Regions from separate parts of the Homo sapiens genome. Here region 2 is linked to region 1. Evidence: read pairs that join two places in POLR2A ChIA-PET (ENCODE). Cell type or tissue: MCF 10A. All regions are shown on one strand. Links, peaks and the distances in the headings refer to the core of each region. The heading gives the core; the rest is flanking DNA.

Evidence for each region. ChIA-PET counts read pairs that join two places held together with the same protein. Peaks named below come from ENCODE experiments on the same cell type or tissue, not always from the same donor. Only the 100,000 strongest peaks of a DNase experiment are listed, where the experiment ranks them.
Region 2: POLR2A ChIA-PET joins it to region 1 with 13 read pairs; 3 of 35 experiments call an interaction of 5 or more read pairs at or near these places.

The regions. Positions count from the first base shown.
Region 1 is chr12:92,893,314-92,908,727 of GRCh38, forward strand. All of the region lies in intron 1 of EEA1 (early endosome antigen 1), which reads right to left. Among named protein-coding and RNA genes, the nearest start is that of EEA1, 28 kb to the right of the region's middle. In MCF 10A, for the core only: no CTCF peak of the experiment used is centred there; DNase peaks (open chromatin) are centred at 6,218 and 6,548.
Region 2 is chr12:92,964,817-92,980,230 of GRCh38, forward strand. No RefSeq gene overlaps it. Among named protein-coding and RNA genes, the nearest start is that of LINC02413, 18 kb to the right of the region's middle. RefSeq lists enhancers at 5,946-6,015, 6,496-6,545, 8,929-9,198 and a silencer at 8,843-9,043. In MCF 10A, for the core only: no CTCF peak of the experiment used is centred there; DNase peaks (open chromatin) are centred at 6,335, 7,585 and 8,985.

The DNA.
Region 1 (15,414 bases), core at 3,134-11,133:
CAAGGCATAGAGACTAAGTAAATTGCCCAAGGTCAGATGGGTAATAAATGAAAGAAGGGATTTTAATTAGAGCAGTGTGGCTCTTAATCACTAACCAATACTGCTTCTCTGTTAGACATCTCCACTGAAATGCCCCTCAATCACCCAAGATTCAAAACACCTCACTACATATTTGCCTCAACATGTGAACATCCTGTACATCACTACTAAATGTTCAACCTAAATCCAAATAAGGATGAATTCATAATGCTATATTCATCAAAATGATTATAAAAACTATATACAATGGAAAAATATACACAGTATGATTTAAATTATATATAAAAACTACTGATATAAGAAAAAAGATTAAAAAGAAATATTCCAAAATTCAAATAATGATTTCTGTAGCAAGACAGGAATCTTCATTTTTATTTTTTTCAGTTTTCATTTTGCTACTTTTTTTTTCAGAATTTTAGATCCATACTTGAATTGCTTTTATCTTGAAAAAAATGTTTTATGTTAAAGATAAGCAAACCTCCAGTTTAATAGCCAGCATTCCTTTTTTTTTCCTCATGCAGATACTTTGCACATTTATTTACAGGCATATCTCATTTTATTGTGTGTCTCTTTATTGCACTTTGCAGATGTGGCGCTTTTTAGATATTGAAAGTTTGTGTCAACTCTGCCATCAAGCAAGTCTATTCCTGCCATTTCTTCAAAAGCATGTGCTCACTTTGTATCTCTGTGTCACATTTTGGTAATTATCATAATATTTCAAGCTTTTTTATTATTATCATATCTGTTATGGTGACCTGTGATCAATGATCTTTGAAGTTACTACTGCAATTGTTTTGAGGCACTACAACCCATACCCATATAAGATGGCCAACTTAATTGATAAATGTTGTGTGTGTTCTGACTGCTCCACTCACTGGCCATTTCCCAGTCTCTCTCCCTTCTCCTTGAGCCTCCCTATTCCTTGAGACACAACCATATTAAAATTAGGCCAATTAATAACCCTATAATGGCCTCTAAGTGTTCAAGTGAAAAGAAGAGCTGCTCATTTCTCACTTTAAATCAAAAGCTAGAAATGATTAAGCTTAATGAGGAAGGCATGTGGAAAGCTGAAACAGACTAAAAGCTAGGCCTTTGTGCCAAACAGCCAAATGTGAATGCAAAGAAAAAGTTCCTGGGGAAATTAAAAGTGCTACTCCAGTGAACACACAAATGATAAGAGCACAAATTGCTGAGAATGTTTTAGTGACATGGATATAAGTTCAAACCAGCCATTAACGTTCCCTTAAACCAAAGCCTAATTCAGAGAAAGGCCCTTCAATTGTACGAAGGCTGACAGAGATGAGGAAGCTGCAGAAGAAATGTTTGAAGGTAGCAGAGGTTGGTTCATGGGATTTAAGGAAAGAAGCTGTCTCCATAACATAATAATGCAAAGTGAAGCAGCAAGTGATCATGGAGAAGCTGCAGCAAGTTATCCAGAAGATCTAGCTAAGATAATTGATGAAGATATCTATATTAAGTAACAGATTTTCAATTCAGAAAAAAACAGCCTTCTATTGGAAGATGTCATCTGTAACTACTATAGCTAGAGAAGAGAAATCAATACTGGGCTTCCAAGCTTCGAATTCCAAGCTTCAAAGAACAGGGTAATTCTTGTTAGGGGTTAATGCAGCTGATGACTTTTAAGTTCAAGCCAATGATCATTTATACCGTTCTGAAATTCCTAGGACCCTTAAGAATTACGCTAATGCTACTCTGCGCTCTATACATAGAACAAGAAAGCCTAATTAATAGCACATCTGTTTACCACATGGATCACTGAATTTTTTTTTTTTTTTTTTTTTTTTTTTTTTTTTTTTTTTTGAGACGGAGTCTCACTCTGTCGCCCAGGCTGGAGTGCAGTGGCCCGATCTCAGCTCACTGCAAGCTCCGCCTCCCAAGTACATGCCATTCTCCCGCCTCAGTCTCCTGCCTCAGAGTAGCTGGGACTACAGGTGCCTGCCACCAAGGCCGCCTAATTGTTTTTTTGTATTTTTAGTAGAGACAGGGTTTCACCGTGTTAGCCAGGATGGTCTCGATCTCCTGACCTCATGATCCACCCGCCTCAGCCTCCCAAAGTGCAGGGATTACAGGTGTGAGCCACTGTGCCTGGCTGGATGACTGAATATTTTAAGCCCACTATTAAGAGCTGCCACTGGAAAAAAAAAAAAAAATCCTTTCAAAAATATCACTGTTCATTGACAATTCACCTGGTCACCCAAGAGCTCTCCTGGAGGCATACAAGGAGTTTAATGTTGTTTTCATGCCTATTAATATAACATCCATTCCGCAGCCTATGGATCAAGGAGTAATTTTGACTTTCAAGTCTTATTATTTAAGAAATATATTTTGTAAGGCTATAACTACCATAGATAGTGACTCCTCTGACAGATCTGGGCAGAGTGTGTGGAAAACCTTCTAAAAAGGTCACCATTCTAGATGTGATTAAGAACATTTGTGATTCATGGGAGGAAGTCAAAATATCAACACTAACAAGAGTTTAGAAGTTGATTCCAACCTTCATAATGACTGTGAGGGGTTCAAGACTCCAGTAGAACAGATACGGTGGAATCAGCAAGACAACTAGAATTAAAAGTGGAGCCTGAAGATGCGACTGATAATTTTCTTTTTTTTTTTTTTCTTGAGACGGACTTTTGCTCTGTCACCAGGCTGGAGTGCAGTGGTGTGATCTCAGCTCACTGCAACCTCCACCTCCCAGGTTCAAGCGATTCTCCTGCCTCAGCCTCCCGAGTAGCTGGGACTACAGGTACGTGCCACCACGCCCAGCTAATTTTTGTATTTTTAGTAGAGACAGGGTTTCACCATGTTGGCCAGGATGGTCTCGATCTCTTCACCTCGTGATCCACCCACTTCGGCCTCCCAAAGTGCCGGGATTACAGGTGTGAGCCATCGCGCCTGGCATGACTGATAATTTTCACAATAAAACTTTAATGGAGGAGGAATGGCTTCTTAGGGATGAGCAAAGAAGGTGGTTCCTTGAGATGAAATCTGCTACTGGAGAAGATGCTGTGAACACTGTTGAAATGACAACAAAGAATTTAGAATATTCCATAAATTTAGTTGATAAAGCATCAGCAGCTTTTCGGAGGATTGACTCAAGTTTTGAAGGAAGTTCTACTGTGGGTAAGATGCTATCAAACAGCATGCTACAGGGAAATCTTTCATGAAAAGAAGAGTTAATCAAAGCAAAACAGCAAACTTCATTGTTGTTTTATTTTAAGAAATGCCACAACTCCAGCCTGACCAACATGGTGAAACTCCGTCACTACTAAAAATACAAAAATTAGCCAGGCGTGGTGGTGCGTGCCTGTAATCCCAGCTACTCAGGAGGGAGGCAGGAGAATCGCTTGAATCCGGGAGGTGGAGGTTGCAGTGAGCCAAGATCGCACCACTGAAAGAAAAGAAAAAAAGAAAAAAAAAGAAATTGACACAGCTATCCCAACCTTCAGAAACCTCCACCCTGGTCAGTCAGCAGCTATCAGTATAGAGGCAAAACCTTCCACAAGCAAAAAGATTATGACTAGCTGGGCAAGATGGCCCACATTTGTAATCCTAGTGCTTTGGGAGGCCAAAGAAGGAGGATCGCTTGAGGCTAGGCATTTGAGACCACTCTGGGCAACATAATGAGACCCCATCTCTACCAAAAAAATACAAAAATCAGCAAGGCGTGGTGGCGTTCACCTGTAGTCCCAGCTACCAGTGAGGCAGGAGAATAGGGTCTGGAGGCAAGGAAACTAAGGCTGTTTCATGGCAACTTCCTAGAACTAAATTGAAAGGAAAACCCTAACTTTCCACACCTAAGTAACAAAAGGACCACAGGCTACTCCCTTTGACCTTTCCTTTGACCTTTTCTGCACAGATGGGAAATTGGCTATCCACAACAAATCAGACTGATTGTGGGCAAGTCTTCATTTGCATAGAAGTATAACTGTGTAGCTTTACCCTAGGCTCTGATTGGTTGCCTTTTGCAACCAATCAGATGTTTGCACAGGAGTGTGACCTTTGTAACTTTACTTCAGCCTCTGGTTGGCTGTTTTCTGCAACCAATCAGACTGAATGTGGGTTACCACTTCATTTACATGAGGTGAGCGTGAAGTGGCTAATCAGAAACGTCTAGGGGGTATTTGGACCCAAGAAGATGCTGTATCCAGGCCCTTGAGCTGCTGCTCAGGCCCACTCCCACACTGTGGAGTGTACTTTCGTTTCCAATAAATCTCTGCTTTCGTTCTTTTGTTGCTTCATTCTTTCTTTGCTTTGCTGGGCGTTTTGTCCAATTCTTTATTCAAAACGCCAAGAATCTGGACAACTTGCAGTCACGACCCTCTACCAGTGACAATAGGAAGGCTGAGGCAGGAGGATCACTTAAGCCCAGGAATTCAAAAATGCAGCGAGCTATGATCACACCATTGCATTATAGACCGGATGACAGAGCGAGACTCTGTCTCATCAAAGAAAAAAGATTACAAATCACTGAAGGCTCAAACGATTGTTGGCATTTTACAGCAATAAAATATTTTTTAATTAAAGTATCTATTAGACATAATGCTATTGCACACTTAATAGACTACAGTATGCCGTGAATATAATTTTTATATGCACTGTGAAACCAAAGAATTTATGTGACTCGTTTTATTGCGATACTTGTTTTATTGCAGTGATCTAGAACCAAGCCCGCAATATCTCCAAGATATGCCTATATACAAGTATGCCTATATACTTGTATAATTTTTATATAAATCAGGAAACTAGAACAAGTACAAAATAACAACCAGTAATTAAAGCTACAGAGAAATTCCCAAACTCTTCTCAAACATACTTCCTCAAAGAAGGGTATAAGATTAAACTTTTATTTTATATTCTGGATAGAGTATTAACCTAGCATGCCATGACAAAGGGGAAATAAAATGATCTTGAACCTTTTTTAAAGTACTTATGTTCTTTAGGATTCTCAGAAGAACTCAGGGTTCTGTGAGGTTCTGTCAACTAAAGAATGACAAAGAAGGAACATTATGGCTGGGTGAAATGGCTCACGCCTGTAATCTCAGCACTTTGGGAGGCTGAGGTGGGTGGATCACTTCAGGTTAGGAGTTTGAGACCAGCCTGGCCAATATGGTGAAACCTCATCTCTACTAAAAATACAAAAATTAGCTGGGCATGGTGGTGCACACCTGTAATCCCAGCTATTCGGGAGGCTGAGGCAGGAGAATTGCTTGGACCTGGGAGACAGAAGTTGCAGTGAGCCGAGATCGTGCCACCGCACTCCAGCCTGGGTGACAGAGCGAGACTCCATCTCAAAAAAAAAAAAGAAGAAGGAACATTACTTGTGTAACTATGTCTTCTTTTTTTTTTCCTTTTTTTCCCTTTTTTTTTTTTTTTTTTTTTTTTTTTTAGAGACAGGGGTCTCAGAATGTTGCCCAGGCTGGTCTTGAACTCCTAGGCTCAAGTGATCCTTCTCCCACTTCATCCTCCCAAAGTGCTGAGATTACAGGCATGAGCCACTGCATCCAGCCTATGTTTCAATAAAGATGGCTAGAGAACATCAGAGGCACACTTCAGAAAGAGACAGGTATCTTACTCATGAGTGAAAAAAAAAAAAAAAACCACAAACATTGTTTAGAGATGGAGGAGGCAATAACTGTATCCTGTCCAAGAATAGTAGCAACCACCACACCAAGGCTTATCCAAAACAGGTAGAAAGTGGCAGAATTTCAATAAAGTACTAAAGATGAAGAATGCAAAATGAATCTCTGGCCAAAGGCAAAAAAAAAAAAAAAATGAGAGGAGCTGGATATGAGGGGTCTCCATTTGGTTGTCGATACCAGGAGACAGTACCCACTACCCGAAATGATGAAATTGTAAGGCTTTCATCCTCAGAGAAGTCAGAGAAGGTTAAGCCAACTGAATACATGAGTGAAATAAACATGAATTTTAGATACCACCAATCTAGATCAAATCTCACTTCAGCCTAACTTCAATTTGCTACAGGCTTTAGAGAGGCTGCACTTTATTGCCAGGTCTTGGAGCCTGAGCACTACCTCCTGCCTCAGCGTGGTCGCTGACCCTTCTTCTGGGAGGTTTCCACTTTCTAGACAAGCAGACAAAGCTTGTGAAATAATCAAAGCAGTGATGCCAAGGATGTCATGGCAGAAGGCCTGGGTTCCTGAGTCACTGAGAGCTCAGAGGGCTGGATTTGACATTCCTGATGCATTACACAGGCACATTCATCCTGCTGACACTGTAATCTGTCCTCATTGGGAAAGTTAGGATCATCTTCCTGGGCACTGAATAGGGTCAGCTTTTAATCTGGTCTCTTCACTTTGTAGTGGGACAAAAGGTGTTGGAAGAATTAGGGGAGAGGGTGCAGTGGGCCTCTACTTTCTCCTTCCTCTTGCTCGTTCTCATTTTCTTTGTCCTTACAATCTTCCTAAAATGCCTATGCTTTTTTGGAAGTTGATCTAGCTTTCTTTTCTGGACTGGAGGCACAGCAGGATATTGTGAAACCTCAGCCACATGACTCTTGGGTGTCTCCTCCAATGGCTCTGATAATGATTCCAAACTTCTCTTCAGAGGGTGAACTTCCATTCTCCCTTGGGTGGAATTTATCTTCCACATCTTGAGTATTTGGTGATGAACGTTCAAGTCTTTAGTGACATGTTTGGGAGACTGGAGATTCCTAAAGTCTGTCACTGAGGACTTTTTTTTTAAAACCTACTATGCTGATCCTAGCCAGCTTTGCAGAAACAAGGAATCACAACAAAAGGGACCAAAAGTCAAATGATATTTTTAAAATGGTAGTTAGCACCCTGACTGTTTCCAATGACGTATCCTTAGCTATCACTGATACAGGAGATATACTCATTTCAGATTTCTCCCCTCGACTTATCTAAAGGCATTCAATGGCCTTCAGAAATAAAGTCCTCAAGTTGTTCTTAGCCTAGGGAATCTCAGATTTCCTAGTATAGTATGGAAGAGCAGGCCTCAGTCTCTACAGTCCCTTTAAACTTTCCCAAAATCTAACATTCTAAAACTGTCTAAATTTATCCAGAGTATGTCTTTACTGTGTGTTTTTTTTTTTACATTTAATGCCCACAAAATTTTCTTGTTTTAATATCAGCTACAGTTCTGCAAACACCAAAGCAAAATTCTTTCCCAAAATAATATAATTGAGACATGAATTTATAAATAAATAAAAGCCAGCTCTGGATTTAATGATACACTCATGGATGTGGCAAAAAGTAAATGGCGAAAATGTTTTAAAAGAGCATTTAAATTTTTTTTTGTAGTTGTTTTTTTTTTTTGTCTTGTTTTATTTTTTTGAGGCACAGTCTCACTCTGTCACCCAGGCTGGGGTACAATGGTGTGATCTTGGCTCACTGCAACCTCTGCCTCCCAGGTTCAAGTGATTATCCTGCCTCAGCCTCCCCAGTAGCTGGAATTACAGGTGCCCGCCACCACGTCCAGCTAATTTTTGTATTTTTAGTAGAGACAGGGTTTCACCATGTTGGCCAGGCTGGTCTCTAAATCCTGACCTCAACTGATCCGCCCACCTCAGCCTCCCAAAGTGCTGGGATTACAGGCGCGAGCCAACACGTCCAGCCTAAACTGGATATTTAATATAAAGAACCGTTCTATAAAACTAGAAATTCATTTTTGATTCATTAACATTTCAATAACTTCACACTACGATGGTATTAAGAACAATGAAAGACACTGGAAACAGGAAGTTATACTTCCAAAGAACTGTATTTTCCTCATTTCTGTTTCCTTTATTTTTCCAGATGCCAGATGGCTTTTCACCAAGGTTTTCCTTGACTGAGCCGAAGTAAGCAATTCAAAGAAATATTGTACTTTTTTTTATTTTTGTAAAGATGAGGTCTCTGTATGTTGCCTAGGCTCATCTCAAACCTATGGGCTCCAGTGATTCTCCTGCCTCACCCTCCCAAAGTGCTGGGATTACAGGTGTGAGCCACCATGGCCACCTGAAATAAGGTACTTCTACATAAACCTATTATCATCACCAAAAATACCCTTTCTCAAATTTGCCTACAATAATCCTAGTAAATATACCTAAGTAAAGCCCAAGAGGCATGGGGAGTAAACAGAGAAAAAAACAAGGAAACCCTCACAAGTCAGGGGTTTTTGATGTCCATATTTTAAATATACTCCTCATGATTGCTGTTAAATTATCTAAGAACTTCTTGTTTTTTTTTTTTTGAGACGGAGTTTCACTCTTGTTGCCCAAGCGGGAGTGCAATGGCATTATCTTGGCTCACTGCAACCTCTGCCTCCCAGGTTCAGGCGATTCTCCTGCCTCAGCCTCCCAAGTAGCTGGGACTACAGGTGCACGCCACCATGCCCAGCTAATTTTTTGTATTTTTAGTAGAAACGGGGTTTTTCCATGTTGGTCAATCTGGTCACAAACTCCTGACATCAGATGATCCGCCCACCTCAGCCTCCTAAGGTGCTGGGATTACAGGCATGAGCCACCGCACCCAGCCTTCATTCTTATTCTATTTTTAAGCCACTAAAATTCCTTTATTTCAAGGAGAAGCCCAAAAACAATAACACTAACCCTAAATAAAGCATATAAAGCATTCTAACTTTTTCACTTATAAAAGTTTTATTTTGCAAAAAGAATGGGATTGGAATGATTTATGCTAAAAATTTAAAGTGATAGGCTGGGCACAATGGTTCACATCTGTAATCCCACCACTTTGGGAGGTCCAGGTGGGAGGATCACTTGAGCCCAGGAAGTCAACGCTGCAGTGAACTGTGATTATGCCACTTTACTCCACCCTGGGCAACAGAGTAAGACCTTGTCTCCACAAAAAAAAGAATTTCAAATATTATTAAGATGGAACCAATCTTAAAAACAAGGTACACAATGGACCAAAAATAAAATGGAAACATAGAGTATCCAGGATTCTGGAACCTAAAACAGGTAGAGGCAGCTAAGTTCAGTAATAAGAACCAAAAACGCCCTGGATGCGCAAGGTAACAAGAAGCCAGGCCCACTGTGAGAACTTAGTAAGCGGGGCAAGGCAACTATCCCTTGCAATGAATAGAAACTCTTTAAAAAGCTGTAAATCCGGCCGGGTGCGATGGCTCACGCCTGTAATCCCAGAAGTTTGGGAGGCCAAAGTGGGCATAACACGAGGTCAGGAGTTCGAGACCAGCCTGGCCAACAGGGTGAAACCCCGTCTCTACTAAAAACACAAAAATTAGCTGGGTGTGGTGGCGGGCGCTTGTAATCCAAGCTACTCAGGACGCTGAGGCAGTAGAATCATTTGAACCTGGGAGGCAGAGGTTGTAGTGAGTCAAGATTGTGCCACTGCACTCCAGCCTGGGCAACAGGGCGAAATTCTGTCTTAAAAAAAAAAAAAAAAAAGGCTGTAAATCCTGCCACACACTGTTTAGGCCCAAAGTTTGAGCAGAGCTTTTCCAGGTAGAGATGAGAGGGCATTCCAACCAAAGCATTATTTGTAACAGCTTATAAATCATAAGCAACCTATATGTTCAAAATGAAGAAACTGTTAACTAAACTACGACGTAACTGTTCAACAGTCTTTTTTTTTTTTTTTTGAGACGGAGTCTCGCTCTGTCACCCAGGCTGGAGTGCAGCGGCGCGATCTTGACTTACTGCAAGCTCCGCCTCCCGGGTTCACACCATTCTCCTGCCTCAGCCTCCCAAGTAGCTGGGGTTACAGGCACCCGCCACCACACCCGGCTAATTTTTTTTGTATTTTTTAGTAGAGACAGGGTTTCACCGTGTTAGCCAGGATGGTCTCAATCTCCTGACCTCGTGATCCGCCCACCTCGGCCTCCCAAAGTGCTGGGATTACAGGCATGAGCCACCGCGCCCGGCCTGTTCAACAGTCTTGACAATTAATGGGATAAGTGTGTAGGTTATAAAAGCATGAAGGTTATGTAGAAAAATGAGAATGCAGTCGGAAGCGGTAGCTCACGCCTGTAATCCCAGCACTTTGGGAGGCTGAGGCAGGCAGATCACCTGAGGTCGGGAGTTTGAGACCAGCCTGACCAACAAGGAGAAACCCCATCTCCACTAAAAATATAAAAATTAGCCAGGCGTGGTGGCACGTGCCTGTAGTCCCAGCTACTCGAGAGGCTGAGGCAGGAGAATCACTTGAACCCAGGAGGCGAAGGTTGTGGTGAGCTGAGATAGCACCATTACACTCCAGCCTGGGCAACAAAAGCAAAACTCCATCTCAAAAAAAAAAGAAAAATGAGAATGCATATGATATATGATACATCTATTGTGAGAAATTAAAAAAAGAAAAAACAAAAAGAAAGAAAAGAATGTATATGATATAAATCCTGAATTTGTCAAAGAGGTAAATACAACATTTGTATATATTATGACTTCAATTACATAAAAATACATACACATAAAGAGATTAAAAGGTAATCATATAAGACCAATGAGTTTTATGTTAGGATGATTTTTTTGTTGCTACTTTTCCCCCTCATATTACTGAATAGATGAGATTTGTGTTAAGATGATTTTATTAACCACCCACCTACTTCCACCCATAATTTTTTGTTAGTGTTGTCATATTACTTTTTAAAGTTTTCTGATTTTTTTTTTTTTGAGACGGAGTTTCTCTCTTGCTGCCCAGACTGGAGTGCAATGGTGCAATCTCAGCTCACCACAACCCCCGCCTCCCGGGTTCAAGCGATTCTCCTGCCTCAGCCTCCTGAGTAGCTGGGATTACAGGCATGCACCACCACCCCGGCTAATTTTGTATTTTTAGTAGAGACGGGGTTTCTCCATGTTGGTCAGGCTGGTCTTGAACTCCTGACCTCAGGTGATCTGCCAGCCTCAGCCTCCCAAAGTGCTGGGATTACAGGCGTGAGCCACCATGCCTGGCCAAAAGTTTTCCGATTTTTAAAAAACCATTTGGCCTTGACAAAAAGATCCAGAGAATTCTAATTATCAAACACTCACCATTAATGTTTAAGTAGCTACAACCAAACAGACCAACTAAAGGAAAACCAGCTACAACAAAACTATTTCTCTATTCACTATACTTCTGAACAAATGTTTGAGTTTTCCACACCAATTCTCTGCAGCCACCAACTGTATGTCCCACAATTTAATTGAATTCTGACACTATCTGGAATTAGCACAGACCTCACAGACTAAGGGATCAGTCCCTTAAGACTGCCCTCCCCTTCTAACACCAATAGCAAATAAAAGGTCCCCAGGTTACCCACACTTTTGTCTACTTTGGCTACATGTCGGGAACCCTCACAACTCCCCTCCTCAGGTTTGATAATTTGCTATAGCAGCTCAAAGAACTCAGGGAAACATTTTACTTATGTTTACTCTAAAAGATATCTTAAAGGATACAAATAAACAGCCAGATGAAACAGTATGTAAGGGAAGGTCTGCAGGGCTCCCAAGCACAGGAGCTTCTGTCCCCATGAATTTAGAGATACATCACCCTCCCAGCACATGAATGCATTCGACAACCAGGAAGATCTCCAAAATCACTGTTTAAAGTTTTTACAGAGGTTCCATTATGTAAGCATGATTGACTAAGTCATTGGCCATTGGTGATTAACTCAATCTCTAGCCCCTCTCTATGCCTGAAGGTCAGAGGGTAGGGTCGAAAGTTCCATAGCCTTAATCTTGTGGCTAGTGTCTATGGCAACAAGTCCCCAACCTGAAGCTATCTAGGGGCCCATCAATATCACCTTATTAGCATAAACTCAGGTATTGCCAAAAGGTACTTATTATGAATGACAAATGACATTCCTTTCACCTCCATCACTCAAGGAATTCCAAGTTTTAGGAGCTCCATGCCAGAAACAAGAAAAAAGACCAAATATATATTTCTTATTATAACAATATTACATCAATATTTGAAATTATGAAAAAAATACATAGTATTCCAAGTATTTACTTCAAATAAGAACAGATGTTGGCTGGGTGTGGTAGCTCACACCTGTAATCCCAACAATGGGAGGCCAAGGCGTGCGGATCATTTGAGGTCAGGAGTTAAAGACCAGCCTGGCCAACATGGTGAAACCCCATCTCTACTAAAAATACACACACACACACACACACAAAGCTGAGCGTGGTGGCACACACCTGTAATCCCCTGGGGAGCCCAGGGCAGGAGAATCGCTTGAACCCGGGAGACCGAGGTTGCAGTGAGCCGACATCACGCCACTGCACTCCAGCTTAGGTGACAGAGAGACTCTGTCTCAAAAAAAAAAGAACAGATGTCTGCAATAAACAGGATATCCTAGACTGCTGGTAATAAAAACAAATTCATACTACAAGATCAGTATAAAACCGCATTAATCTCTGCAAAAAACTATCAAAGAAGCAAACACAAATTTGAGAAAGAACAGCACTTTACTGGGAGAAAAAATGTTATTGTTTACTTATGCAATATCTTAAAAAGAAATATCACTGTCACAGAAGTTTTAACAACCTAAAACTTTTTTGAAATAAATGATTTATCTATTGCAGACTAGTTGTTTACTGAGTATAATTTAGACATATATATATATATATTTTTAATAGGCAAAATCTCACTCTGTGACCCAGGCTGAAGTGCAGTGGCACAATCATGGCTCATCGTAGCCTCAAATTTCCTGGGCTCAAGCCATCCTCCCGCCTCAGCCTACTGAGTAGCTAGGACTACAGATGAGTGCCACCACACCTGGCTAATTTTCTTTTCTTTTCTTTTCTTTTTTTTTTTTTTCTGAGACAGGGTCTTACTCTGTCACCTAGGCTGGAGTGCAGTGGTGTAATCTCGGCTCATTGCAACCTCTGCCTCCTGGGTTCAAGATATCCTCCCACCTCAGCATCCTGAGTAGCTGGGACTATAGGCACATGCCACCACACCTGACTAATTTTTGTATTTTTTTTATAGAGACGGGGTTTTGCCATGTTGCCCAGGCTGGTCTCAAATTCTTAGGCGCAAGCAATCCACCTGCCTCAGCCTCTCAAAGGGCTGAGATTACAGGCATGAGTCATCATGCCTGGCCCTGGCTAATTTTCTTTAAGCAAAATTCTTTCTAAAACTGGAAAGGATACAAGTATTAGAAATTAAATAATATACAACTCAAAACCTTGGGGATTTATAAGCTATCTATAAGGATTTCTTATAAAATGTAACTTTAGGGGCCGGGTGCAGTGGCTCACGCCTGTAATTCCAGCACTCTGGGAGGCCGAGGCGGGCGGATCACGAGGTCAGGAGATCGAGACCATCCTGGCTAACACGGTGAAACCCCGTCTCTACTAAAAACACAAAAAAGGTTAGCCGGGCATAGTGGCGGGCGCCTGTAGTCCCAGCTACTGGGGAGGCTGAGGCAGGAGAATGGCATGAACCCAGGAGGTGGAGCTTGCAGTGAGCCAAGATTGCGCCACTGCACTCCAGCCTGGGTGACAGAGCTAGACTCTGTCTCAAAATAAAAAAAAAATTAAATAAAATGTAACTTTCAACACTGATTTTGTTACTCTATTTCATCTGCATCCCACCATAAAAACAAATTAGAAAGATTTTCACAAAAAGTTTGAAAAGCCATTTACTATATGCAGACCTTAAGAACAATGCTTTAAATACATTATGCAAGCCTTATACTAAATGGATAGACAAAGGGCTCTCACTAACCCTTTTCTACTATTAAGAGCTAAAAACGTAACATATAGATAAAGCGAGAAGTTATCTTTGCAAATAACAAATACTATTTCATGAAAAAAAATTCATGTAAAGTAATTGAGGGGTTCCCAGGGAGTTTTCATACTTGACCTCTTAGCTTATCACATACTCTTTAGGTAAATTCATTTACTCCCTTAATTTTCATTAACACCATTGCTGAAAATAATAAAACACTAACTTTAATCCAGACCTTTGCTGAGTTTCCAATTCATATTTTCCTGTCCTGCCAAATATATCTAATTGAATGCCTTGAGAGCACCACAAAGTCAGCTTATTCAAAACCAAATTCATTTATCTTTGCTCAAAGCTTTCACCCATCTACATTCTCCATCTCAGATTATAGAACCATCACACACTCATTTTGCCTAAATCCAAGGCATCACTCTTACTTGTCTCTATTCCTTAACCTTCACATCCAATCACCAAGTTAATTCAACTGCCCACTTAAATTTTGAATCTATCCCCCTTTCTCCATCTCCTTGGCCACTACCTTAATTCATGTTGCAATCATCTCTCACCTGGACGATAAAAGAGACCTAATATAGCACTCTATACCTCTACATCCACATTTGTAGTTGTTTACTAAGAAATCAAGCAATGGATTTCTCAAAGCATTGTAACCAAACCAAACTCTTCATTCATCTCAACACTTTACCATCCTAGGAAAAAGTTTACTTTCCTCACTATGTTCTCCAGCTTAGTCAATAATATCCTCATTTATCAAGAACTTCAGTTAAAACCTAAATGAACTATTAACCAGGCATGGTGATGGGCACCTGTTATCCCAGCTACTTGGGAGGCTGAGGCAGGAGAATCACTTGAACCCAGGAGGCGGAAGTTGCAGTGCACTGAGATCACACCACTGCGCTCCAGCCTGGGTGACAGAGTGAGACTGTCTCCAAACAAACAAACAAACAAAAATTAAAACCTAAATGAACTAAAACAGATATTTGCACACCAATGTTCATAGCAGCATTATTCACAATAGCTAAAACATGTAAATAATCCAATGTCTGTCAACGGATGAATGGATAAACAAAAGGTAGTATATACATCCACAATGAAATATTATTCAGCCTTTAAAAGGAAGAAAATTCTGATAACATGCTGCAACATGAAGCTAGAAATAATTATGCTAAGTGAAATAAACCAGACACAAAAGGATCACTATCGTATAATTCCACTTATATGAGGTACCTAGAACAGTTAAATTCATAGTGACAGGAAGTGGAATTGTGGTTACAGTGGGTTCAGGGGAGGGGAGGAATGAAGAGTTATTGTTTTATGAGTATGGAGTTTAGTTGTAATGATTGTACAACAACGTGAATACATTTCATGCCACTGGATTATACACTTAAAAATGGTAAAAATTGTATCTTTTAAATTACGTATATTTTGTCATAATTTAAAAAAAATTTTTTTAAAACCTAAATAAGTATTATATTGCAGGCATTACCATACAGACAAAATAATTATTTTAAGTATTTAAGAATGCAGAGTTTCTACTACATATCCTTTTGGGATATAGCACAAAGCCAAAAAAAATTGCTAAAAAAAGAAACAGTAAAATTAATTCAATAATCTTAGCCATAATATTCATATTGTTAATTTTAAAGCTATTTATGTATATTTTAGCAAAAAACATTTGCTAATGTTAAGA
Region 2 (15,414 bases), core at 2,831-10,830, 71 kb after region 1:
GGTCACTCATATTTGGCTCAGAATAAATCTCTTCAAATATTTTACAGAGTTCGACTCTTTTTGTCTACAGGTGAATGGTGGTTTTTAGATAGCAAGTTTTAGAAAATTGAAAACTGTTTGACCACTCACTTGGTCGTTCTTTATTGTATCAGCCTTTGAGTGTAGATTGCCCTGACTAGTGTTCCAGTTCACTGTTCCCATAGAAAGGTGATATTTCTTTTCTTTCTTTTTTTTTTTCTCTTAAATAATATGTTATTTATTTTTGCTGGTTTGGGAGTTGCTTTTTGTTTTGCTTTCTGTTTTTTTTTTTTTTTTTTAATTTGACTTTAACTTCTGGGATACATGTGTAGAATGTGCAGTTTTGTTACACAGGTATACATGTGCCATGGTGTTTTGCTGCTCTTATCAACCCATCATCTAGGTTTAAGCCCTGCATGCATTAGGTATTTGTCCTAATGCTCCCCCTCCCCTTAACCCCCACACCCCAAAAGGCCCCGGTGTGTGATGCTCCCCTCCCTGTGTCCATGTGTTCTCATTGTTCAACTCCCACTTATGAGTGAGAACAGGCAGTGTTTGGTTTTCTGTTCCTGTGTTAGTTTGCTGAGAATGATGGCTTCCAGCTTCATCCATGTCCCTCCAAAGGACATGAACTCATTCTTTTTTATGGCTGCATGGTATTCCATGGTGTATGTGTGCCACATTTTCCTTATCCAGTCTATCATTGATGGGCATTTGGGTTGGTTCCAAGTCTTTACTATTGTAAACAGTGCTGTAATAAATATACGTGTGCATGTGTCTTTATAGTAGAATGACATATAATCCTTTGGATATATACCCAGTAATGGAATTGCTGGGTCAAATTGTATTTCTGGTTCTAGATCCTTGAGGAATTGCCACACTGTCTTCCACAATGGGTGAACTAATTTACACTCCCACCAACAGTGTAAAAGTATTCCTATTTCTCCACAGCCTCGCCAACATCTGTGGTTTCCTGACTTTTTAATAATTGCCATTCTAACTGGCGTGAGATGATATCTCACTGTGGTTTTGATTTGCATTTCTCTAATGACCAGTGACAATGAGCTTTTTTTCATATGTTTGTTGGCCACATAAATGTCTTCTTTTGAGAAGTGTCTGTTCATATCCTTTGCCCACTTTTTGATGGGGTTGTTTTTTCTTGTGAATTTGTTTAAGTTCCTTGTAGATTCTGGATATTAGACCTTTGTCAGAAGGAAAGATTGCAAAAATTTTCTCCCATTCTGTAGGTTGCCTGTTTACTCTGATAATAGTTTCTTTTGCTGTGCAGAAGCTTTTTAGTTTAATTAGATCCCATTTGTCAATTTTGGTTTCTGTTGCCATTGTTTTTGGTGTTTTAGTCATAAAGTCTTTACCCATGCCTACATCCTGAATGGTATTGCCTAGGTTTTCTTCTAGGGTTTTTATGGTTTTAGGTTTTACATTTAAGTTAATTTTTGTATAAGGTATAAGGAAGGGGTCCAGTTCCTGTTTTCTGCATAGGGCTAGCCTGTTTTCCCAGCACCATTTACTTAATAGGGAATCCTTCTCCATTGCTTGTTTTTGTCAGGTTTGTCAAAGATCAGATGGTTGTAGATGTGTGGTGTTTTTCTGAGGTCTCTGTTCTGTTCCATTGTTCTATATATCTGTTTTGGTACCGGTATCATGCTGTTTTGGTTACTGTAGCCTTGTAGTACAGTTTGAAGTCAGGTATCATGATGCCTCCAGCTTTGTTGTTTTTGCTTAAGATTGTCTTGGCTATACGGGCTCTTTTTGGTTCCATATGAAATTTAAAGTAGTTTAGAAAGGTGATATTTCTTAAGGATGGTGTGACGGTTAATACTGAGTGTCAACTTGATTGGATTGAAGGATGCAAAGTATTGTTCCTGGGTGCCTCTGTGAGGGTGTTGCCAAAGGAGATTAATATTTGAGTCAGTGGACTGGGAGAGACAGACCCGCCATCAATCTGGGTGGGCACCATCTAATCAGCTGACAGCATGGCTAGGATAAAGCAAGTAGAAGGGCTGGGCACAGTGGCTCTTGCCTGTAATCCCAGCACTTTGGGAGGCCAAGGTGGGCAGATCACCTGAGGTCAGTTAAAGACCAGCCTGACCAACATGCTGAAACCCCGTCTGTAGTAAATATACAAAAATTAGCCAGGCATGGTGGTGGGCACTTGTAATCCCAGCTACTCGTAAGGCTGAGGCAGGAGAATCACTTGAATCCGGGGGACGGAGGTTGAAGTGAGCCGAGATCGCACCACTGCACTCCAGTCTGGGCAATAGAGTGAGACTCAGTCTCCAAAAAAAAAAAAAAAAAGGCAGGCAGAAGAACATGGAATGGCTAGACTGGCCTCCATCTTTCTCCCATGCTGGATGCTTCCTGCCCTCGAACATCAGACTCTAACTTCTTTGGCTTTTGGACTCTTGGACTTACACCAGTGGTTTGCCAGGGGCTCTCAGGCTTTCGGCTACAAACTGAAGACTTCATTGTCAGCTTCCCTACTTTTGAGGTTTTGGGACTTGGACTGGCTTCCTTGCTCTTCAGCTTGCAGACAGTCTATTGTGGGACTCACCTTGTGATCGTGTGAGTCAATACTCCTTCATAAACTCCGTTTCATTTATACATTTATCCTATTAGTCCTGTCCCCCTAGAGAACCCTGACTAATAAGGATGGAGAGTGGGATACACTTTTCCCAACTCACTCTATAGAGCCTTCTGTCACACATACATAAAAATGTGTATCCTCAGCTGGAAGGGGGATGTCAAATTTATATACTGATTAAAATTTGTCAACACACCATAAAAATTCATGGAATAGTACTGTGCCATGCATTCAGGTACAGAACTATTGTCTTAGGTCTGGTTTGAAAAAGCAGCTTACTCTGGCTAAGAAGGAAGCTTTCCTTGACAAATAAAAAATCCATCTTTGTGGCTGAGGGTCTTGGCTGGTTAGTGTAGGCCAGTGTTTTCAAAGTGCCTCACAAATGAGATGAGTTTTAGTAGTATATAGACACAGCAATAGCTAAAATAGTTATCCTGTGATTTCTTTCCAAATTCTCTTTAATCCTTCTGATTACATCAAGAAGAAAATTTTGATTTGGTACTGCTACTTTTTTTTTTCTTTTAACCACTTCTCTTTTTTTGTTTGTTTGTTTTTTGTTTTTTATTGGTGCTGCACAAATTAAACCACTTCTCTTCTAAAGAATGACAGAGAGAGAAGGTGCAAGGAAGCCTTAGGCTCAGAGCTTTCAGTAGACAATCCTGTCTTATTAGGATTTAATAACACTGTTTTGCTTTCGTTGTGATTAGTTTTACAATTACCTTCCCTTTCTGACAAATGACACCAGTCGTGTAACATATTGGTGGAGCACATGGCAGCTTGCTTCCCCCAGAGCAAGCGCTGGGGAGTGGGGACCCATGATGGAAGTGAGTCTTTTTATTACCTAATCTCAAAATGACATCCTATCACTCTACCATATTCTATTTGTTAATAGCAAGTCATAAGTTGAGTCAACACTCAGGAGAGGGGGATCACACAAGGACATGAATACCAGGAAGCAGTGATCATTTGGGCCATTTCAGAAGTGTTTGCCACAGGGATATATTGCAATTGCTGTTTTCCTTCTTTTCTCCAAGAAATAATATGCTCCATGGGAACAGAGATAGTGTCTTGTTCATTGGGAGCATTCCTAGCACTGGACATAGTGCCTGAGACTTAAACTGCTCATAAATGTTTCTTTGAAGGAAACGAAAAAGGAAGGGAGGGAGGAAAGGAGGGAGGGAGGCAGGAAGGAAGGGAGGAAATGAATCAGCATGAGAAGATCAGGGCACTTTGCTAATCCATAGAAAACAGGAGATGGTTCTTTGGGGAAGGAAAACTCAACCATAAAAAGGATTGTGAAGAACAGAGTCAGTACTTTTATTTATTTCCTAGTCTTGAGCATAAATGAGCTTCTAGGAAAGTGGAAGCACTCTGTGAAGAGACAACGCCCACCATCTTGCTCCCAGGGTAGCTTCTGTGGATGGTGGAGAGCTGAGCTATAAAATAGCACAATGTGTTACCCATGGAAGGGCAGTCCTGGTTGAGGTTCTTAATTGTGAATGTACAGATTCTGTTGAATGAATTGTGATAACCTCCAATTATCAGGAAAGAATCAATTAGGGAGAACTCCTTGGTGCTTTTTTTCACTTGCACTTGCAGAGTGCAGCAAGAAGTTACACTGAATGCACATAGACTGCTAGACTGCTTTGGCATTTAAAATTATAGAATAAACATATCACTTTGTTAGCATAATTCTTTTTGTGTGTGTTGTGGGGGTGACAGCATCTTACTCTGTTGCTGTGGCTGGAGTGCAGTGGCACGATCTCGGCTCACTGCCTCAAGGGTTTCTTGAGGCACCTCGACCTCTGTTCAAGGGTTTCTCCTGCTTCAGCCTTCCGACTCGACCTCTGTTCAAGGGTTTCTCCTGCTTCAGCCTTCCGAGTAGCTGGGATTACAGGTGCCTGCCACCATGCACTAATTTTTGTATTTTTAGTAGAAATGAGGTTTCACCATCTTGGCCAGGCTGGTCTTGAACTCCTGACCTCAAGTGAGTGATCTGCTCACCTCGGCCTCCCAAACTGCTGGGATTACAGGTGTAAGCCACCATGCTCAGCCTTTGCTAGCATAATTTTAATGGCTCCATAATATTTAATCTAACAGATATGGCACAAGCTGTTTGGTCATTACTCTACTGTTGCATTTATGGGTTGTATCCATTTTCTTCTTTTTTTTTTTTTTTTTGAGACAGAGTCTCACTGTCGCCCAGGCTGGAGTGCAGTGGCGTGATCTCAGCTCACTGCAACCTCTGCCTCCTGGGTTCAAGCGACTCTCCTGCCTCAGGCTCCCAAGTAGCTGGGATTACAGGCATGCGCCATCACACCTGGCTAATTTTTCTATTTTTAGTAGAGATGAGGTTTCACCATGTTGGCCAGGCTGGTCTCGAACTCCTGACCTTAGGTGATTCACCCACCTCGGCCTTCCAAAGTGCTGAGATTACAGGCATGAGCCACCGCGCCCGGCTGGGTTGTATCCATTTTCAACTGTTATATAAAATGCTTCAATAAATGCTTTTGTAAACTTATCTTTCCACAATTGTATAAATATCTCCTTAGGTTGAATTCCTAGAAATGGAATTGCAGGGTAAAGAGTATGCACTCTGTGTGTGTGTGTGTGCATATGCATTTGTGTATACTGTCAAATTGCCCCCAGAAATTACGTATAAACTTTCATTCCCAATTTATAGATGTTTATACACATTTGATGAGACAAGATTTTAGCTGGGCTGGGTGCAGTGGCTTACATCTATAATCCCAACACTTTGGGAGGCTGAGGTGGGAGGATCCCTTGAGTCCAGGAGTTTCAGATCAGCCTAGGCAACATACGGAGACCCCATCTCTCTCTCTCATTCCATATATATATATATATATATATATTTTTTTTTTTTTTTTTTTTTTTTTTTTTGAGACAGAGTTTTTGCTCTTGTTGCCCAGGCTGGAGTGCAATGGCGTGATCTCCGCTCACTGCAACGTCCGCCACCCAGGTTCAAGCGATTCTCCTGCCTCAGCCTCCTGAGTAGCTGGGATTACAGGCGCCTGCCACTGCACCCAGCTAATTTTTGTAGTTTTAGTAGAGATGGGGTTTCACCATCTTGGCCAGGCTGGTCTTGAACTCATAACCTCATGATCCACCTGCCTCGGCCTCCCAAAGTGCTGGGATTACAGGCGTGAACCACCGCGCCCGGCCCCCGTCTCTATATTTTAACTTTTTTGTTTAAAAAACGTTTTAGCTATTTTTTTAAAGTTGCCAATCTGGTAGCTGAAAAATAATAACTTATTGTTTTGATTGTATGTTATAGTCATTAATGCTCCCCCCAAGCACATGATAAGATTTAATTTTATGAGCTGGGCATGGTGGCTCATACTTGTAATCCTAGCACTTTGGGAGGCTAAAGCAGGCAGATTGCCTGAGCTCAGGAGTTTGAGACCAGCCTGGGCAACATGGCAAAACCCCCTTTCTACTAAAAATACAAAAAAAATTAGCTGGGCGTGGTGGCACATGCTTGTAGTCCCAGCTACTAGGGAGGCTGAGGCACGAGAATCGCTTGAACCTGGGTGGCTGAGTTTGCAGTGAGCCGAGATCACACCACTGCACTCCAGCCTGGGCAACAGAGCGAGACTCTGTCTCAGAAACAAAAACAAACAAAAAAGAGATTTAATTTTATGGCCCTTGAGGTTAAGCGGGGCCATGTGACCTGGTCTGGTCATTGAGTTGTGAATAGCAATGGTATGTGTCACTTCTGGGTTGAGCAAGACCTTTCAGAGTTCTCTTTCACTTCTGCAATTGATTACCAACAATGTTTCAGAAAATGGCCTGGGTCCCATAATTGATTAACATAAACATACTCTGTTCAGTTTGATAGAACAACATGGAATAAAGACTCTAAGTAAGGCATGATGAGTATGAACAAAAAATATGACTTCTTTGTTGTAAGCCACTGAGACTTAGGGTTGAGCGTTATGGCAGCATTATCTACACCATCCTGACTAATACATTAAACATCTTTGCTCACTACTGAGACTAAACATATTTTCCTGTATTTATTGACCATTTATTTGGACTTCCCTTTTTGTGAATTTTCTGCTCATGTCCTTGCATGTTAATTTTTTAAACATATGACGCTCAGCTACACATTTGTTAAACCTGGACCTGATCATCACTGAGGTATCAGGGAGAAAGATGAAGTCTGTGAACTAAGAAAAATAGATGTATCACAATAGTCTCTAATACCCAGGGCAAGATTTCTCCAATCTACCTTTAAGGATCTGAAAATCCTTTGCCACAAATTGTTTTTTTTTAAAGCCATGTGCTTTCATTCAATGATAATGTCAAAATTAATAGAAGCATATTTTGGATCATTTGAATGGTCACTTTATAACTGAAGGATGTTATTTACTTTTATGATCAAAATGGTTTCTTATGGGCATCAATACCACTACTTTTATCCACACAGACTCATAAGAAAAAAACAAATGTGAACATAATACATAATGTAATGTTTTTGCACCAAGTGAGGGACAAGTGGTATTTCAGCATATTGTACACAGTAAGATCAGAGGTTGCACAGCAGAATTACTAAAGAAAATTGTGGGAGCATTGGGTCATCCCACAGTCTGCAAGCAGGCTCAGCTCAAAAGAATCTGGCCCAGAACACAGCACCACTTTCACATTGTCACTTATCTCAGTTATGGTCCTTTGCTTGCAAACAACAGACATAGATTCTGACTAATTTAAGCAATAAAGAACTGATTGGAATAATACAAGAAAACACAGTATTCAAGCAACAAAAAGAACAAATCAGGCTCAAAAAGAACCAGACTAGGGGATCTCCAGGGGCTTCAGTACCAGAAATTCCTGAATCAGTACATTTTGGATGCTGCCAAGAAAATGACTCAATGACTCAATCCAGTCTTCTTTTTTTTTTGAGACAGGCTCTTGCTCTGTTGCCCAGACAGGAGTGCAGTAACCCTATCATGCCTCACTGCATCCCTGAACTCCTGGGCTCAAGAAAATCTCTTGCCTCAGCTTCTTGAGCAACTAGGACTATAGGTGCATGCCACCACGCCTGGCTAGTTTTTTAAAATTTATTTTTTGTAGAGACAGGATTTCGCTAAATTGCCCAGCAATCCTCCTGCCTCAACCTTCCAAAGTATTGGGATTACAGGCATGAGCCACAGTGCTGTGTCCATCAACCCCAGTCTTCTATCTGTGTGTCTTTATGTTCTAGATTCAAATTTCTGGCTTCATTTGGGTCATATGCTCTTCATATGAGTGGGGTAGGGGGAGGATGTTTGAGACTTCAAAATACTCAAGACATCTGGATGCTTAATGAAGAAAAAAAGTTGTTACAGTGGGGCACAGTGAGTTCACACCTGTAATCCCAGCACTTAGGGAGGCCAACACAAAAGGATTCCTTGAGTTCAGGAGTTCAAGATCAGCCTGGGCAACATGGCAAAACCCCATCTCTACAAAAATACAAAAACTGGCCATGCATGGTGGTGTGCACCTGTAGTCCCAGATACTCGGGGGACTGAGATGGAAAGATTGCTTGAGCCTGGGAGGTCGAGGCTCCAATGAGGTGAGATAGCACCATTGTACTCCAGCCTGGGCTGAGATCCCGTCTCAAAAAAAAAAAAAAAAAGTTTATATATCTCAAAGAATGTGTGAGATATTAAGGGTCACTCCTAGAAGGTATATGGGATTTAATCCTTCCTGAACAGAAGAGTGGATGGGACCTTTTTCTTATAAAGACCTTTTCTTTTCTTGCTTTTTTTTTTTTTTTTTTTTTTTTTGAGAGATGGAGTCTTGCTCTGTCACCCAGGCTGGAGTGCAGTGGCGCAATCTCGGCTCAGTGCAACCTCCACCTCCCAGATTCAAGTGATTCTCCTGCCTCGGCCCCTACCAGTAGCAGGTACAGGCGTGCGCCACCATGCCCAGCTAATTTTTGTATTTTTAGTAGAGACGGGGTTTTGCCATGTTGGCCAGGCTGCTCTCAAACTCCTGACCTCAGGTGATCCACCCAGATCGGCCTCCCAAAGTGTTGGAATTACAGGTGTAAGCCACTGCGCCCAGCCCATGTTATTTTATTTATTTATTTATTTATTTAAGACAGGCTCTCACTCTGTTGCCCAGGCTGGAGTGCAGTGGCATGGCCATAGCTCATTGCAGCCTCGAAATCCTGGTCTCAAGCTTTCCTCCTGTGTTGGCTTCCCAAAGTGCTAAGATTGGGGAACTGTGAGCCACTGTTCCCACCTGCTATGAACATCTATGTCCATATTTGTACATGTAGACATAAGTTGTCAATTGCGAAATATGGTTAGGTAATGGTTGGACTGCAATTTTCTTAACTGACTGGAACTTGTAAGTCTCTCAGTCTTTGCTAAGGAGCTCTATGTGCATGTTGGAACTTGCCTTTAACACTCAGCCAGGCAGTTTTCAACTCTGACTTAGCATTCACTTCCTGCTAATATAGTTTCAAGATCAGCCAGAGGTGAGAGTTCAGGGCCTTCTCAATTCTTTCCTGAACTTGTACACAGCCCTGGGCATGCATATAGTTCTACTCATTTGTATTGCTTTCTTTTTTTTTTTTTTTTTTTTTTTGAGACCGAGTTTCGCTCTTGTTGCCCAGGCTGGAGTGCAGTGGCACAATCTCAGCTCACCTCAATCCTCAATCTCTGCCTCTCAGACTCAAGTGATTCTCCTGCCTCAGCCTTCCTGAGTAGCTGGGATTACAGGCATGCACCACCACGCCCGGCTAATTTTGTATTTTTAGTAGAGATGGGTTTCTCCATGTTGGTCAGGCTGGTCACGAATTCCCAACCTCAGATGATCTGCCCACCTTGGCCTCCCAAAGTGCTGGGGATTACAAGCATGAGCCACCGTGCCCGGCTTTATTGGTATTGCTTTCTAGACTCCCAGGAATCTATCACAGCATGTCAAAGCCCCCTGTGGACATCTCATTCCCCTTCTTTTCCTTTTTTAAAGTTTTTTCATTATTCTATTATTTTGCCCTCATGTTTATCTACTACCTCAGTGTAATCACCTAATGGGTTCCTCTTGCCTGCTGTCCAGAAAAGCGAATGCACTCAGAACAGCAGATTTATAAAGCAAAGAAGGAATTTAATAATTGCAGGTCTGGCCAAGTAGAAGCTACAAATCTTGTGACATCTGGCCACATGACTCTTGAGCAGTAATGCATTATAGAAAAGCAAGCTAGGGAACAAATGGCTGGTTATCATTTAACTGTACCTACATTTTAGCAGAAATCAGCTCTGCCCCTCACCATAATCCTAATCTTGTGGCCTTTCATTAGTCTTAAAAAGGTGGTTTCAGTTTTAAGGAGGAGGTCAGTTTTAGGGAGGTACTATTATCATCCTTGATGCAAAGTTAAACTATAAACTAAATGTCTCCCATGGTTAGCTTGACCCACACCTAGGAATAAGTGAGGACAGCCAGCCTGTGAGGCTTGAAACAAGATGGAGTCAGCTATGCTAGACTTCTTTTGCTGTCATAATCTTTACAAAGGTGATTGCATCCGGCAGCCATGATGTTAAACAATTGCCTCTAATTGTTTTTAATAAACCCCCATAGAGAAAAGGCTCTTTTCACTGCATGAGCTCCAACTCAAGTCAAACAATGACAACCTTGCAATTGGGGTCTTCCAGGGACCTATGAGACAGGTTAAATAATGACCATTCCCTGGGGATGGGGTTTTGAAGGAGCCCCAGTAACATTCTACCTTTCCAGTGGCTGACAGGCTGCTGGTTTCCACTGTGATCATTACAAATTTGTTGCAGCTTGTTGGTTTTGTGGCTTGTGGCTGCCTTGTTGCTTTTTAAGGCTTTCTTCGAGCTGCAAAAAGTGGGAATGGAAATAGAAAAAGTTAAAATGACACAAACTCTCCCTTTCTGAGTTTCAGTCACTTTTCTTGAATAAATATTCTCCAGATTGCTGAAAGCTTTTGATTTTCCAGAATTCTGAAAAAGTTGATTGCATAAATGTTTGAATCATTCTCATTGTTTTTATGGAAGAGAGAATATTGGGAAGGTCCTTACTCCACCACTTCACTGACATGACCTTATAAAAACCTTTTGATCTAAGAATAATCAACCATTTTATAGATTAGTAGTATTGTAGTGCATCTCATCCATTATCTAGTTTCCAAGCTGTATAAATTATGCTAATTTTTCTGCCCTTTTTTTTCTCTAAGTCCATTGTATTTCTCTTTGATGTTAAGTAAAGTACTTACTGATTCCACCTGATGATCAGATTGCCTCAGAGGACATCAAGCCATTCTAGCCAAGAGATTAGCTGTTTCACAAGCATTAAAATTAAAGGATGCTTGAAGATTGTAAACTAAGTAGTTTTAAGGTAGGGTTGCCAGATTAGCAAATATAAATACGGGACCCCCAGTTAGATTTTAATTTCAAGGCTGGGTGAGGTGGTTCACATCTGTAATCCTGGCACTTTGCAAGGCTGAGGTTGGAGGATCGGTTGAGCCCAGGAGTTCAAGATGAGCCTGAGCAACATAATGAGACTCCATCTATACAAAAAGTTTTTTTAAAAATTAGCTGGGCATGGCAGTGAACACCTGTAGTACCAACTACTTAGGAAGTTGACATGGGAGGATTACTTGAGCCCAGGATTTCAAAGCTGCAGTGAGCCTTGATCATGCCACTGTGCTCCAGCCTGGGCCACAAAGCAAGACCTTGTCTCAATAAATAAATAAATAAAATGAAATGTGAATTTCAGATAAACAATGACAAAATATTTGGGACACATTTACACTAATCATTTTCTTGTTGTTGTTGTCGCTTATCCGAAATTCAAATTTAACTGGGCATTGTATATTTGATCTGAAAGCCCTGTTTTCGGTGAAAAATAAACAAAACAATACCTGTAAAGTCATTCTCAGATGACTTGATGGTGATCCTTTCTTCTGTTTTCTTTTAAACCACTGTTGAAGCTCTTTTCTAGTCTATAAGAGATAACTAGTTTTGATTAATGTAGGTTTAGTTCTTTTATGGAAAAATATGTTAATTTGGCATGGTGACAATCCTGTCCATATTTCTTATACATTCAACAAGTATATTTAAGATGGTCTACTTATATATACTAATCAAGATTTGTAGTCTGTACAACCAGAATTTTAAGTTCAGCTCAGCTCCTAGGAAAATACATGTATAGAACAAATATGCTTATGAAAGACCTCTAGAGAGCCAGAACACTCAAATCAGGAAAACAAGCCAAATCAGTAAAGTCAAGGACTTGCAGGTAGATAGATAAATATGTAGGGAGAGAAAAAGAGAAACAGAGAGAGAGAGAGAGACATAAATTTAAGCAATTAAATACAATGGCACAGTTTATTCCATAATATGGAATTTATTATTCATTAATAGCAATCATTTACAAATCATACAAAGCATCAGTAATTTGGAATCTAGTTGTCACTAAGGAAGACAGGAACTCAAGAAAACTCAGATAAAAAAAAAACCCTCAAAATATGTGTTGTGAACTAAGAAAAAAAATCAAAACACCCTCCAGACATAGATAAGGCTTTGAAGAACCTCTTTGGGACTCAGAGGCAGCTTTTAACCCCCGGTAACACATACTTTCAATCCACTGTAGTCCTCTTACTTAATCATTCAAAAATAATTTCAAAATACCCTTAAGAAATTGAAACCCAGACATGACAGAATTTATATACTATTTCCAACTCTAATTGCTTTTCATATCTCTTCATTAACCATGTATTAATCAACTAGTCTGTGTCAAGCACTGTGCTATCACTCTATCTTTTCAGAATCAATTTCTCTTTGGTCATCAGTCAATCATTTTGCCTTATAACGACACTGGGCAGCTCTAAACATGGAAGCAAGCCCTGGAAGAGACCAATTTGATCACCAAATGTTTTCTTTCTCACTATTCTCACCACATCCCAGGTGCCCCCGTGACTGCCTTATTTCCGTTTGGCTTCTCTTTGAGACACTGCTTTGTTCCACTGTCTCGAGACTAGCAACATCATGAGGGAATCTGGTGTGGAGAGGCAGAGAGGAGTGTGTATGCGACACTGCCCAGCCCAGTTGCTGTCCAGGGGTGTCAAGTTGCCCTCAAAATATCACTTTGTGCAAGACTCAGCCAGGAGGAAATGACATTCTCAGCCTCCTACGTAAAGACTCAATCACAATACTTCCTTTGATTAAAAATCTAACCAGAATTCTCTACAGCTGCTTGATGTCCTGAGTGTAAGCTCTACATGGAGAAGAAAGCATCAAACATTCATAAAATGGAACTCATTTCTTTGCTTCCACCTGCTGCTCTGAGCAGCAGTAGCCACTCTGCACAGGCAGATAAATTGTGAGTTCTGAGAAGCTAAAAAGATCACCCATTCAAAACTGCAAATATCCTTACCCAAGCTACCAACTGTCTACCCCATCACCACCACTGTGGTGATCTGTTGACCAGATTTTCTGATACTGCCACTTCCAAGGTGATTAAGTCTGGGCAGTGGCAACAGTTCAATTTTTTTTTATTTTATTAAAGTTATTTCTGAAGATGGCCAACTAGACGCAGCCAGGAAGAGCATCTCCCGCCGAAAGACCAGACCATCAGGGAAACTGGGTACACTCTGAGCAGATCTTTGGAGATAAGGCATTGAGAGTGAATGCAGGGAGGACGTAGACCCCGGGCTGAAGGCAGAGGAAGCTGAGAACCATGCACAGGGCTGCCAAGCACCAGGACTTGTTCCTGGCCCCCAGTGGTTCCTTGGGAAGGGGTGAGTTAAACAGGTGGGGAGCAGCTTACTCTCACCACGGACCTACAGACTTCTAGTGCAGCAGACCCCATGACCCCCATTTGAGCTGGCAAGGAGAGCTGTTCAGAGAGGTGGCAGGGGCAGAACTCTAGCTTGTGTGGAGTCCAGAGGGTTTGGCATGAGAATGGCTACAGTGGAGCATGGCCAGGGAGGCCCATCCTTCAGGGCTTGCCATGCTCCTCTGGGTGGCTTTGCCTCTTGGTGACTGCCAGACCTAGACGAGCAGGGCAGTCTTCCCTGTGGGATGGGGCCAATCTAATCTGAGTGCTCCACTGTCAACCAGCTTCTTCTGGGGCCCCAGCCTTGCTGTGCTTGCTTGCAGCATAGCCTTGGATGCCCAATCAGGGTGCTTCCTGAGGGCCTTCATTTTAGCTCTTTCACTGGCAGAGCACTCTTAACCATTGGAGAATTCCAGCAGACTGACCTATGCTAAATGCACCCACCTGAAGCCTCCCTGAACCACAGCCTCCCCCTGCCACTTTACCTGTGTACACTTGCCCATGCCTGCCCTCATGCCAACACATACACACACTGCTTTGCATGTGTGTCTGCATGGGTGGAACCTACTTCTCTTTTCCCACGGATATGTGTGCGTGCATTCCACCACCCCACTGCCAGTGTGAGCATGTGCCTGGATGCCACCACCCTGCCCCCACCCCACCCCCACTAGTGCCCCACCTGTGCCACTGCTGCTGCTGAAATACACATGAGCACAAATCCTGTCATTACCACCACAACAAAGCACTTTGGCCAGCACTCTCCATCAGAGTTTTGTTGCCACCTAGCCAGGAATACTTCGACCCCCTACCAGCGCAGCAAGTTCTTAATCTCAAGGGGCCAAAGAACAAAGCTGGAGCCCTAGTACCAGCCCCACAGGGTTAGAACACACAGCTCAGGAGTGCTGAGCTGAGCCTTGGGCCCCTAAAATCTTCCAGAAACAAAGCCAGTCAGCTGAACCCACCTTATATCACAATCAAACCCTCAAGGATGTCAAAGAATATAAAAGCAAAAAACTCCATCCAAAGGACTGCAGCTTCAAAGGTTAAGGAAACATCAGCCCACACAGATGAGAAAGAACCAATGCAAGAAGTCTGGCAACTAAAAAAGCACCTTCTTACCTCCAAACGACTGCACTAGTTCCCCAGCAACGGTTCTTAACTGGCTGAAATGGCAGAAATGACAGACATAGAATTAAGAATCTGAATAGGAAAGAAGATCATTGAGATTCAGGAGGAAGTAGAAATCCAATCCAATGAATATTAAAAATCCAATAAGTCACCAGGCACTGTGGCTCCCACCTGTAATCCCAGCACTTTGGGAGGCCGAGGCGGGCAGATCATGAGGTCAGGAGCTCGAGACCATCCTGGCTAACATAGTGAAACCCTGTCTCTACTAAAAATAAAAAAAAATTAGCCGGGTGTGGTGGCAGGTGCCTGTAGTCCCAGCTACTCGGGAGGCTAAGGCAGGAGAATGGTGTGAACTTGGGAGGCAGTGCTTGCAGTGAGCTGAGACCACACCACTGCACTCCAGCCTGTGTGACAAAGCGAGACTCCATCTCAAAAAAAAAAAAAATTCCAATAAAACTATACAAGAGATGAAAAGTGAAACAGCCATTTTAACAAAGAACCAAACTGAGTTGATAGAGCTGAAAAACACTACAAGAATTTCATAATATAATTGCAAGTATTAACAGCAGAATAGACCAAGCTGAGAAACAAATCTCAGAGCTCAAAAACCAGTTCTGAAATCAACTGAATAAGACACAGATTTAAAAAAAATTAAAAAATTAAAAAATGAACAAAACCTTTGAGAAATTTGAGATTATGTAGAAAGATCAAATCTGTGACTCATTAGCATCCCTGAAAGAGAGACAGAGAAGGCAAGCAACTTGGAAAATATATTTGAGAATATTGTTCATGAAAATTTCCCTAACCTCACTAGAGAGGCCAACATTCAAATTCAGGAAATGCAGAGAGCCCCTGTA